2 separate regions of the Homo sapiens genome follow, and region 2 is linked to region 1. The links are chromatin loops, found by intact Hi-C in ENCODE. Cell type or tissue: CD4-positive, alpha-beta T cell. All regions are shown on one strand. Links, peaks and the distances in the headings refer to the core of each region. The heading gives the core; the rest is flanking DNA. Region 1 has its middle 66 kb from the start of FGD2. Region 2 has its middle 14 kb from the start of PIM1.

Region 1 (5,375 bases), core at 193-5,192:
CAGCCTGCAGGACCCTCACTGCACATGTGCAAACAGCACTTCACAGTTTACATGGTGCTTTCCCAGGCATTCTCTCATCACAACAAACGTGGGAGGGAGAACACCTTATCCTCATGTAATAGATGAAGAAACTGATGTTCAGAGAGGATATGAGTCCATTGGCAGGTAGATTAGAGAGGAGAAACTCAGAACCAGGTTTGCTGACCTCATGTCCAGGCTGTTTTCATCACACTGAGTGGTCTCCCTTTCCTCCCAGAAGAGGCCTTCACTGTGCTGTGCTACCACTGCCGCTAGCCTTCTCTGTTTGAAGGTGAACTGGCCTTAGTTGCTTCATGTGTTTCAACTTGTCTACTGCAACTCAAATGTGGTAATGCATGAGGGCTTGGTAGTAACATAATGCATGATGGCTGCATAGGTTTTCTGTCCATAGTGTCCAGCACTTGTGAGCATACGGTAGGTGCTCAATAAGTGCTGATGGTTCCAAATGCAGTTTCGCAAAATGTAGAGGTCCAAATCCCACCCTCCGAGTATGGATTAGGATTCTCTGCAGATTCGAAGAGCTCCCCTAGGAGTCTGATCACATTCCAGTTTGAAAATCACAGAGAGAAAGGATGCTTATCCAGCCCCCTCAACTCTCAAAAACATAGCCATGAACCAGGAAATTAGCAAAGATATGTAAACGAGCAACCAAACTGAACCTTATAAATTCCATGCATAAAAGCTGAAGCATCCGAGTCTTCAAGAAACTGCTGTTCCCTCTCTCTGTACCTATAAACCTTTACTTTATATGTAATTCTAAGGAGCTTGGTGAGTTGGTTTCTTAGTCCACAGTTCACTGGAAGCGTGCTTAGGAACAGCTATGAGAAACTGCAAGCTGAGGCCAGGCATGGTGGCTCACACCTGTAATCCCAGCACTTTGGGAGGCCGAGGTGGGTGGATTACCTGAGTTCAGGATTTCAAGACCAGCCTGGCCAACATGGTGAAACCTTGTCTCTACTAAAAATACAAAAATTAGCTGGGTGTAGTGGCACGTGCCTGTAATCCCAGCTACTTGGGAGGCCGAGGCACAAGAATCGCTTGAACCTGGGAAGCGGAGGTTGCACTGAGCTGAGATGGCACCACTGCACTCCAGCCCAGGTGACAGAGCAAGGCTCCATGTCAAAAAGAAAAAAGAAAAAAAGAAAATTAACTGTGTTGTCAAAAGGAGCCCAGCCTTCCCCTCAGTGCTCTGGCATCGCCAGCTGTGCTTGCAGTGATTGCTTCACCACACTCCACGGACAGGGTCCAACCTTCCAACTTGTGTGCTGCATAGTAGTTAACAGCACAGATTTTGAAGCCAGGCTTGCTGGGTTCAAATCCTGGCTCTGCCACCACTGAGTTGTGTTTATTATTCAATTCTGTATGCTATCAGGGTGTGGTGGTTCACATCTGTAATCCCAGCACTTTGGGAGGCTGGGGTGGGAGGATTGTTGGAGGCCAGGAGTTTGAGACTACCCTAGGCAACATAGTGAGACCCCGTCTCTACAAAAAAATATAACAACTAGCCAGCCATGATGGCACGTGCCTGTAGTCCCAGCTTCTCAGGAAGCTGAGGTGGGAGGATCACTTGAGCCTGGGAGGTCAAGGCTGCACTGAGCCATGACCGCACCACTCCCCTCCAGCCTGGGCAACAGAGTGAGACCCTGACTCAAAACAAAAACAAGGCCGGGCACGGTGACTCACGCCTGTAATCCCAGCACTTTGGGAGGCCGAGGTGGGTGGATCACGAGGTCAGAAGTTCAAGACCAGCCTGACCAATATGGTGAAACCCTGTCTCTACTAAAAATGCAAAAATTAGCCGGGTGTGGAGGCACTCACCTGCAATCCCAGCTACTCGGGAGGCTGGGGCAGGAGAATCGCTTGAACCTGGGAGGCGGAGGTTGCAGTGAGTGGAGGTTGCGCCACTGTACAACAGCCTGGGCGACAGAGAGAGACTCCGTCTCAAAAAAACAAAAACAAAAACAAAAACAAAACAAAAACTCTGTATGCTTACCTGTTCCCTTACCCCTTATTCCCCAAAGTGGGGTCCAACAGGACCTGGAAGCTTATTAGGGAGGCAGAATGTCAGACCCAGAGCAGGTGAATTAGGATCATTACTGTAAGACGTTTATGTGCACATTGGAGTGTGAGAAGCCCGCAATAAATAATGTTAAATGAATGAAATTGGGCATTCTAATACATGAAAGTCCCAGGAGCATCAACAGGATAGAGAAGGGTGTGGGAGCAGAGGGCTGGCCCTTGAGGGAAGGAGAGGAGCTTGATATAAAAAAAGAGAAAGTGCAGGAGGCTGAGCACTCAGAAGGACTTGGCTCAGCCACTTTCCCAGCTGGATTCCTTGGGATTCAGTGTCCTCATTGGTGCAATGGAGTGGCTGATGCCCACCTTGCAGAGCTGTGAATAGGAGGGGAGATAAGTACAGAAGGCACAGCACAGGAAGGGCCCTCAGGCTGTCACAGTGGCAGGCTCACACCCTCACCCAAAGCCCTGGGGCCAGAGCTTTGCGGTTTCAGAAAGTTCACCCGATGCATGTGCTGACACTACATAACACTCCAGCAGGGTCTGGGCAGTGCCCTTAATTAAACACAGCAAATTTCTGCAGGAAAATGCCTGAGCAGTGAGAGACAACGTAAAGATTTTTAAATAACCTCACACCAGGTCAGGTCAGGTTTGTGGCCAAATGAGTTTATATCAAACTTGTAGGGGGGAAAAGAAGTCTGCTTTTTTAGAGCTTTTGGTTTTTAGAATTGCAGATCAGGGAGTGTGAAGCTGAATGACAAAGGAGGAGGGGCAGCCTTCGATGGGGATGGTAAGGAGATCCCACCAAGCTTAGCAGGGGATGCAGGAAGGGCTGAGTGGTTTGCCTGCAGGGGCAAGTCCACATGTAGAAGGAGGGGGCAGAAAGCATGCCATCAGCAGGCCAGGTGCGGTGGCTCACGCCTGTAATCCCAGCACTTTGGGAGGCCAAGGCGGGCAGATCACCTGAGGTCGGGAGTTCGAGACCAGCCTGACCAATATGGACAAACCCCATCTCTACTAAAAATATAAAATTAGCCAGGCGTGGTGGCACATGCCTGTAATCCCAGCTACTCGGGAGGCTGAGGCAGGAGAATCGCTTAAAGCCAGGAGTCAGAGGTTGCAGTGACCAAGATCACGCCATTGTACTCCAGCCTGGGCAATAAGAGCGAAACTCAGTCTGAAAAAAAAGGGAAGGAAGGAAGGAAGGAAGGAAGGAAGGAAGGAAGGAAGGAAGGCAGGCAGGCAGGCAGGCAGGCCATCAGAGGCCTTTGAGACAGGAGGGACCCTGCCACACGAACAGTAGGAAGTCACCAAGGCTAGGGTCTGAACAGGAGTATGACCTAATCAAAGACAGAGAGCAACAGATTTGTCAGGCTTGCAAACAAACAGGAAGAGGGCATCCTAGAGTTACCCCATCCCCCGGCCCTACTTGAATTTCTGAGCCTGGGAGGAAGAGTGGATGCACCTCACATACACACGGCCCTCACCAAAAACACACATGAAAAAGGCTCTCATGTTCTATCAGACTGTCAGGGGCAGCCCATAGGGCCTTATCTACTACATAGGCACATGTAAAATTATAATGTATTATAGCAAAAAATTAACATAATTCAAATTTTGTGTGCCAGATGCCATGAACATGTTCTTTTTTTTTTTTTTTCTGGTCTCTAATTCTTACAGCAGCCCTGTGAGGTATGAATCCTTGTTCTATTTTACAGAGGAGGACATGAAGGCTCAGGTTGCCCAAGAAAGTCCAGGGTCACATGGTTGATTCATCTAAGGCCAGTGCCTGAGTGCCCTCCATTGAACAACACTGCTAGGCCAGAAGTCACTGAGGATGACTGAGGCCAAGGCAAGAAAGGGACAAGTCAGAGGGCTGAGATCTGGAAGACAGAGTGTGTCCTGCAGCCTCAAAAACCCCTGATTCACTCTTCGGCTCTCCCCTCAACCTTCCTGTACCCTTATGCTTTGGGTGTATCTCTTGTAAACCCCAGAGTTGGGATTTGTTCTTTATCCATTCTGACAATCTTTATATTTTAATAGGAGCATTTAGTCCATTTATATTTAATGTAATTACAGATATATATGGAATTAAATCTACTCTGTGCTTGCTATTGATTTCATCTGTCCTATGTTCGTTTTTCTCTCCTTTTTTCCCTTTCTTTTGGTATTAGGGTTTTTTTTTGTTGTTGTTTTTTATGTTTTTCTTTTTGCTATTGAATTTTCCCCTCTATTAGTTGGGAGGTTATATGTCCTTTTCTGTTTGACTTTGCCCTCAACTCAATTTTTTGAGAATTAAGTGAGTGTGTGTGTGTAAAGTGTCTTGTACCACTAGTCCTATAGCTTAGGATGGTGTTAGGCAGGCCTGGGTTAGAACCCTGACTCTGGCACGTTCTAGCTGTATATTCCTTTTAGCTGCTTTCCCCTAAGCCTCAGTTTCTGTATCTGTTAAACATGGATGATGGAACCCAATACACAGCTTATTGTGACACTTTAGTGAGCTTACAGGATACCAAGTGTTCTGCCTAAGAGCACAGAAAAAGGGCTCAACAAATGCTTGTCCCCTTCCCCTCTCCAGACTTTGCCTTTCTATGTCCAGGAAGAATTGGCCCTGGATGGAAGCTGCCCAAGAGCCTAGCTGCATAGCTTGGCTTGACCGCAGGAAACCTTCCCAGAAGAAATCTCTCTGGAATGAGATGTTCCCAGGGTACAAATGGTCTGTAGCATCATCAGTGGACAGCACAGCCTCAGTCTGGGAAGTGGGAGGTTGCTGGGAAATTCTGCTGAAATGGAGGAGGGATGGAGTGTAATGATTGGTATCCCACGGGAGACTAAAGAAGTGGAGAGGATTGCCCAACAGTGTGTGTGTCTCCAGCCCTGCCCGGGAAGAGGGGCCTGACTGGAGAGTGGCGGCCTCCTCTTCTTGGAGGCAGGTGTGTCCTCTTGGAGAGCAGAGCAGTGACTCACCAGACTGCCACAGCTTGTTATAAATATCCCCTGAGACACCTAACTCCCTCGGCCCTGGTTCTATATTAGCACAAGCTGCGCTCCATTATTCCATAATTAATTAGGTTTCCTAGGCACCTCAAGACTGGAAGAGGGTGTCCCAACCTGCTGTGGACACAAATATTACAAACTACATGGCAGCCGCGACCCCCAACTGTGAATCGAAAAACGAGTGCATGTGCGCTCCCTCTCTCTCACTTTCTCTCTCTCTCTCACTCTCGCTCTCATCTATTTACCTATTTACAAATCAGCTTTGGGTGAATTTTGCAAGATGAGGGCCAGCCAAATGTCCCCTGTTTGAATAATCCTAAAAT
Region 2 (5,375 bases), core at 108-5,107, 84 kb after region 1:
AAAAAAAAAAACAAAAGAGAGTAATTTCTTGAACACTTTAATAGCTAATATCTAAAGACTATTAACACTCACCCAAAAATAAGATTTTCTTGTCATAGGCTGGGCTTGGATGGGAGTTATTGGATTTCAGAGTCAGTATTTTTGTAAAATCTTTCTTTTTTCTTGAGATGGAGTTTTGCTCTTGTTGCCCAGGCTGGAGTACAACGGCGTGATCTTGGTTCACTGCAACCTCTGCCTCCCAGGTTCAAGCGATTCTCCTGCTTCGGCCTCCCACATAGCTGGGATTACAGGTGCCCGCCACCACATCCAGCTAATTTTTTTTATTTTTAGTAGAGACGGGGTTTCACCATGTTGACCAGGCTGGTCTCGAACTCCTGGCCTCATGATCCATCCACCTCAGCCTCCGAAAGTGCTGGGATTACAGGCATGAGCCACCGCGCCTGGCTCACTCCTTCCTTCCTTCCTTCATCTTTCCTTCCTTCCTTCTCTTTCCTTCCTTTTCTTTCTTTCTCTCTTTTTCTTTCTTTCTTTTTTCTTCCTCTCTCGCTTTCTTTCTTTTTTTTTTTTTTTTGACAGAGTCTTAGCCAGGCACAGTTACTCATGCTTGTAACCCCAGCACTTTGGGAGCCTGAGGCAGGCGGTCACTTGAACTTAGGAGTTTGAGATCAGCCTTGGAAACATGGTGAAACCCCATCTCTACAAAAAATACAAAAATTAGCCAGGCATGGTGGCACATGCCTGGAGCCCCTGCTACTTGGAAGGCTGAGGCAGGAGGATCACTTGAGCCTGGGGAGGTGGAGGCTGCAGTGAGCTGTGATCGCATGCCACCGCACCCCAGCTTGGGCGACAGACTGAGAATCTGTCTTAAAAAAAAAAAAAGTGAAAAACAGAGAATCTTGCTCTGTTGTCCATGCTGGAGTACAGTGGCACAATCTCAGCTCCCTGCAAATTCCACCTCCTGGGCTCAAGTGATCCTCCCTTCTCAGCTTCCAGAGTAGCTAGGACTATAGGTATGTGCCATCAGCCTGGCTAATTTTTGTATTTTTTTATAGAGACAGGGTTTTACCATGTTGCCCAGGCTGGCCTTGAACTCCTGGGCTCAAGCGATCTACCTGTCTTGGCCTCCCAAAGTGCTGGGATTACAGGTGTGAGCCACTGTGCCTGGTGTAAAATTTTTCATAAAGTGTATTAGTCTGCTAGAGCTGTCATAACAAAGGACTACACAATCTGGATGCCTTAAACAACAGAAATTAAATTTTGATCCAATTCTGGAGATTAGAAGTCCAAGGTCCTGATGTCTGTAGGGTCAGTTTCTTTTGAAGCCACTCTCCTGGGCTTGTAGACAGGTGTCTTCTCAGGGGTAGAGCATTTGACTGCAGATGGCTGTCTTCTCCTCCCTGTATTTTCTTTTTTTTTTTTTTCCCCTTTGTTATTGTTGTTGGAGACAGGGTCTTACTCTATCCCAGGCTGGAGTGCGGTGGTACAATCATGACTCACTACACTCTCGAACTCCTAGGCTCAAGCAATCCTCCCACTTCAGCCTCCTGAGTAGCTGGGACTACAGGTGCATACCACCATGCCTGGTTATTTTAAAAAATATCTATTTTTTGGTAGAGACCGGGGTCTCACTATGTTCCCCAGGATGGTCTTGAACTCCTGGCCTCAAGCAATTTTTTTTTTTTTTTTTTTTTTTTTTTAGACAGAGTCTTGCTCTGTCGCCCAGGCTGGAGTGTAGTGGTGTGATCTCGGCTCACTGCAACCTCTGCCTCCTGGGTTCAAGTGATTCTCCTGCCTCAGCCTCCCAAGTAGCTGGGATTATAGGTGCCCACCACAACATCCAGCTAATTTTTTTGTATTTTTAGTAAAGATGGGCTTTTACCATGTTGGCCAGGCTGGTCTCGAACCCCTGTCCTCACGTGATCCGCCCGTCTTGGCCTCCCAAAGTGCTGGGATTACAGGCATAATCCACCACACCCAGCCTCATCTCCTCTTCTTATAAGGATACCAGTCATATTGCATTAGGGTCTACACATATGACCTCATTTTACCCTAATTACTTCTTAAAGGCCCTATCTCCAAATACAGTTATATTTTCTGAGGTACTAGGGAGTTAGGACTTTTACATGAATTTTGGGGGACACAATTCAATCCGTTACATAAAGTAAACCTAAAAGTATTAATCATCATATGAAAAGAGTAGGATAATGGGATGTTGGTTTTCTGCCGAGCCATATTCACTCCTGTGGTTCAGTTTTAGAAATATTTATTAATATCCACTGTGTTCAAGTCTTGATGCTAGGGAAACAAAAACTGCAAGGACACAGGCTCTGCCTTCCAGGAGTTCACAGACTCTCTGGAGAGCCATGAGACAGACCATGGGTTCTGAAACCCCAAGGTACACTGGAGTCGCCTGGAGTGCTTATCAAAACACAGATCGCTGGGCTCCACCCCCGGAGTTTCTGATTCAGTGGGCAGGCAGTGGGCCCGATAATTTGCATTTCTGACAAGTTTCCAGGTGCTGCTGGTCCGAAGACCACACACTTTCAGAACTACCGAACTAGACATATCAAGAGCACGTGTGATGTGTATGATTGAGGTGGCACAGGTGCACAGAGACGAGACCATTTTCTGTTTTCATGCTAAAGCAGTTGAGGAGACAACTGGGAAAGTCCCTCTGCACCTGAAAATTCCCCAGGAAAAGTTCTAGTTAGCATTTAGACCTTGAACTTGTAAACATATTACAGCAAAAAATATGCATTGCCTATGCCATTAATTTGCCACTTGGTAAATACTACCTTTCGTTACTAATTATATCTCTATAAGAACCTAGGGTAACAATAAAGTCTGAGTTCACTATCCTTGTTCTGCAAATGCTATGAGAACTTTGGCAAATTACTTCCTGTCTCTGAGATTTGGTTTTGGTCATCTGTAAAATAGAGATTAGGACAGTCAAGGTGGTTTGCACCTGTAGTTCTAGCACTTTGGGAGGCCAAGGTGGGAGGATTGCTTGATGCCAGGATTTTGAGACTAGCCTGGGCAACAGAACAAGACCCCCATCTCAAATTATATTTAAAAATGTTTTTGAGACAGGTTCTCACTCTGTTGCCCAGGCTGGAGTGCAGTGGTGTGATCATAGCTCACTGCAACCTCAAGCAATCCTCCCACCTCAGCCTCCTGAGAGGCTGGGACCACAGTCGCATGCCACTACGCCTTGCTAATTTTTAAAAAATTTTGGGGGCTGGATGTGTTGGTTCAGGCCTGTAATCGTAGTACTTTGGGAAGCTGAGGCTGGTGGATCACTTGAGCTCAGGAATTTGAGACCAGCCTGGGCCACATGGCAAAACTCTGTCTCTACAAAAAATACAAAAATTAGCTGGTCATTGTGGCATGTGCCTGTAGTCCCAGCTACTTGGAAGGCTGAGGTGAGAGGATCACTCGTGCCCGAGAGGTTGAGACTGCAATGAGCCGAGGTTGTGCCACTGCACTCCAGCCTGGGCGACAGAGTGAGACTGTCTCAAAAAAACAACACACATACCCACACACCAACTCCACACACAAATTTTAGGTAGATACAGGGTCTCACTCTTGCCCAGGCTGGTCTCAAACTCCTGGGTTCAGCATTCCTCCTGCCTCGGCCTCCCAAAGTGCCGGGATTACAAGTGTGAGCCACTATGCCTGGCCTATATGTGATTCCTTAAGCAGGAATTAGGACCATATCTTTTGCCTCTGTATATAACTCCATGTATTTAGCACAGTACTTTAAACATAGTAGCTGTTCAGTAAAGGTTTATTAATTAATTGACCAAATCAGTCAGTATCACTGCAAGATACAAAAGATTCTTATGGGCCAGGTGAAGTGGCTCACGCCTATAATCCCAACACCTTGGGAGGTCGAGGCGGGCGGATCACGAGGTCAGGAGTTAGAGACCAGCCTGACCAACATGGTGAAACCCCATCTCTACTAAAAATACAAAAATTAGCTGGGCGTGGTGGCAGGTGCCTGTAATGCCAGCTACTCAGGAGGCTGAGGCAGGAGAATAGCTTAAACCCGGGAGGTGGAGGTTGCAGTGAGCCAAGATTGCGCCACTGCACTCCAGCCTGGGCGACAGATTGAGACTCCAACTCAAGAAAAAAAAAAAAAGATTCTTATCTTACTGCTATAAAGATTGTAGTTTCCCTTTAAGCTAAGGCTAACCCTTACCCCATATGCCTGGCCACTAAAAGCTCTCATTTTTAGCAGCCATTCTTCTTTGACACTACTCACCTACATGGTCAACTTTTAACATTGTTCCAATCACCATTCATTTCTTTTGCACACATATTGAAGGAAATTATCCATGAACTCTATTGTCTTTCCATTCATTACCTTACATCCTGATTGTATTTAATCTGGCTCAGAGCCCTCCATGCTCTGAGTGTGAACTCTAACACACAAAGAGCTACCCCATACATTGTCCCCCAATTAGGGCTTGTGTCTGTCTGATCTGTAGACCTTGGGCAAGTTATTTACCTTCTTGGGTAAAATAATAAGATAACTAAAGAAAAAAAGTGTCATACAGATATAAATAACATGTACAAATGTGTATGTGCCATATATATGCCCCATAAAGTGATTAGTTAGAATAGTTCTTAGCACATAGTAATTGCTCAGTTAATATTATATATTATCTCTACAAATTAGACTATATCTATTTCTCTAGGTCTTTGACTTAGGAATCTGGCAATCTTAATTTATAGAAGCACTTTTCTGAAAGAGGTAAAAATTTTCTTTGAAATCTCTCTATATATTTTTTATTTATTTTATTTTTTTGAGACGGAGGGAGCCCCAGGCTGGAGTGCAGTGGTGCAATCTCTGCTCACTGCAAGCTCTGCCTCCCGGGCTCACGCCATTCTCCTGCCTCAGCCTCCCCAGTAGCTGGGACTACAGGCGCCCGCCACCACGCCCGGCTAATTTTTTGTCCTTTTAGTTGAGACGGGGTTTCACTGTGTTAGCCAGGATGGTCTCGATCTCCTGACCTCGTGATCCGCCCGCCTCGGCCTCCCAAAGTGCTGGGATTACAGGCATGAGCCACTGCACCCTGCCTATTTTTTTATTTTTTATTTTTTTGAGACGGAGTCTCGCTCTGTGGCTCAGGCTGGAGTGCAGTGGCGCGATCTCGGCTTACTGCAAGCTCTGCCTCCCAGGCTCACGCCATTCTCCTGCCTCAGCCTCCCCAGTAGCTGGGACTACAGGCGCCCGCCACCACGCCCGGCTAATTTTTTGTCTTTTTAGTTGAGACGGGGTTTCACTGTGTTAGCCAGGATGGTCTCAATCTCCTGACCTCCTGATCCGCCCACCTCGGCCTCCCAAAGTGCTGGGATTATAGGCGTGAGCC

Evidence for each region. Peaks named below come from ENCODE experiments on the same cell type or tissue, not always from the same donor. Only the 100,000 strongest peaks of a DNase experiment are listed, where the experiment ranks them.
Region 2: a loop joins it to region 1, with 1.9 times the contacts of the local background. A loop is called at or near these places in 3 of 110 quality-filtered maps.

The regions. Positions count from the first base shown.
Region 1 is chr6:37,069,370-37,074,744 of GRCh38, forward strand. No RefSeq gene overlaps it. Among named protein-coding and RNA genes, the nearest start is that of FGD2, 66 kb to the left of the region's middle. RefSeq lists silencers at 1,622-1,671, 1,722-1,771, 2,426-2,495, 2,724-3,018, 3,264-3,558. In CD4-positive, alpha-beta T cell, for the core only: no CTCF peak of the experiment used is centred there; no DNase peak of the experiment used is centred there.
Region 2 is chr6:37,153,088-37,158,462 of GRCh38, forward strand. No RefSeq gene overlaps it. Among named protein-coding and RNA genes, the nearest start is that of PIM1, 14 kb to the right of the region's middle. In CD4-positive, alpha-beta T cell, for the core only: no CTCF peak of the experiment used is centred there; a DNase peak (open chromatin) is centred at 2,584; H3K27ac peaks cover 727 bases.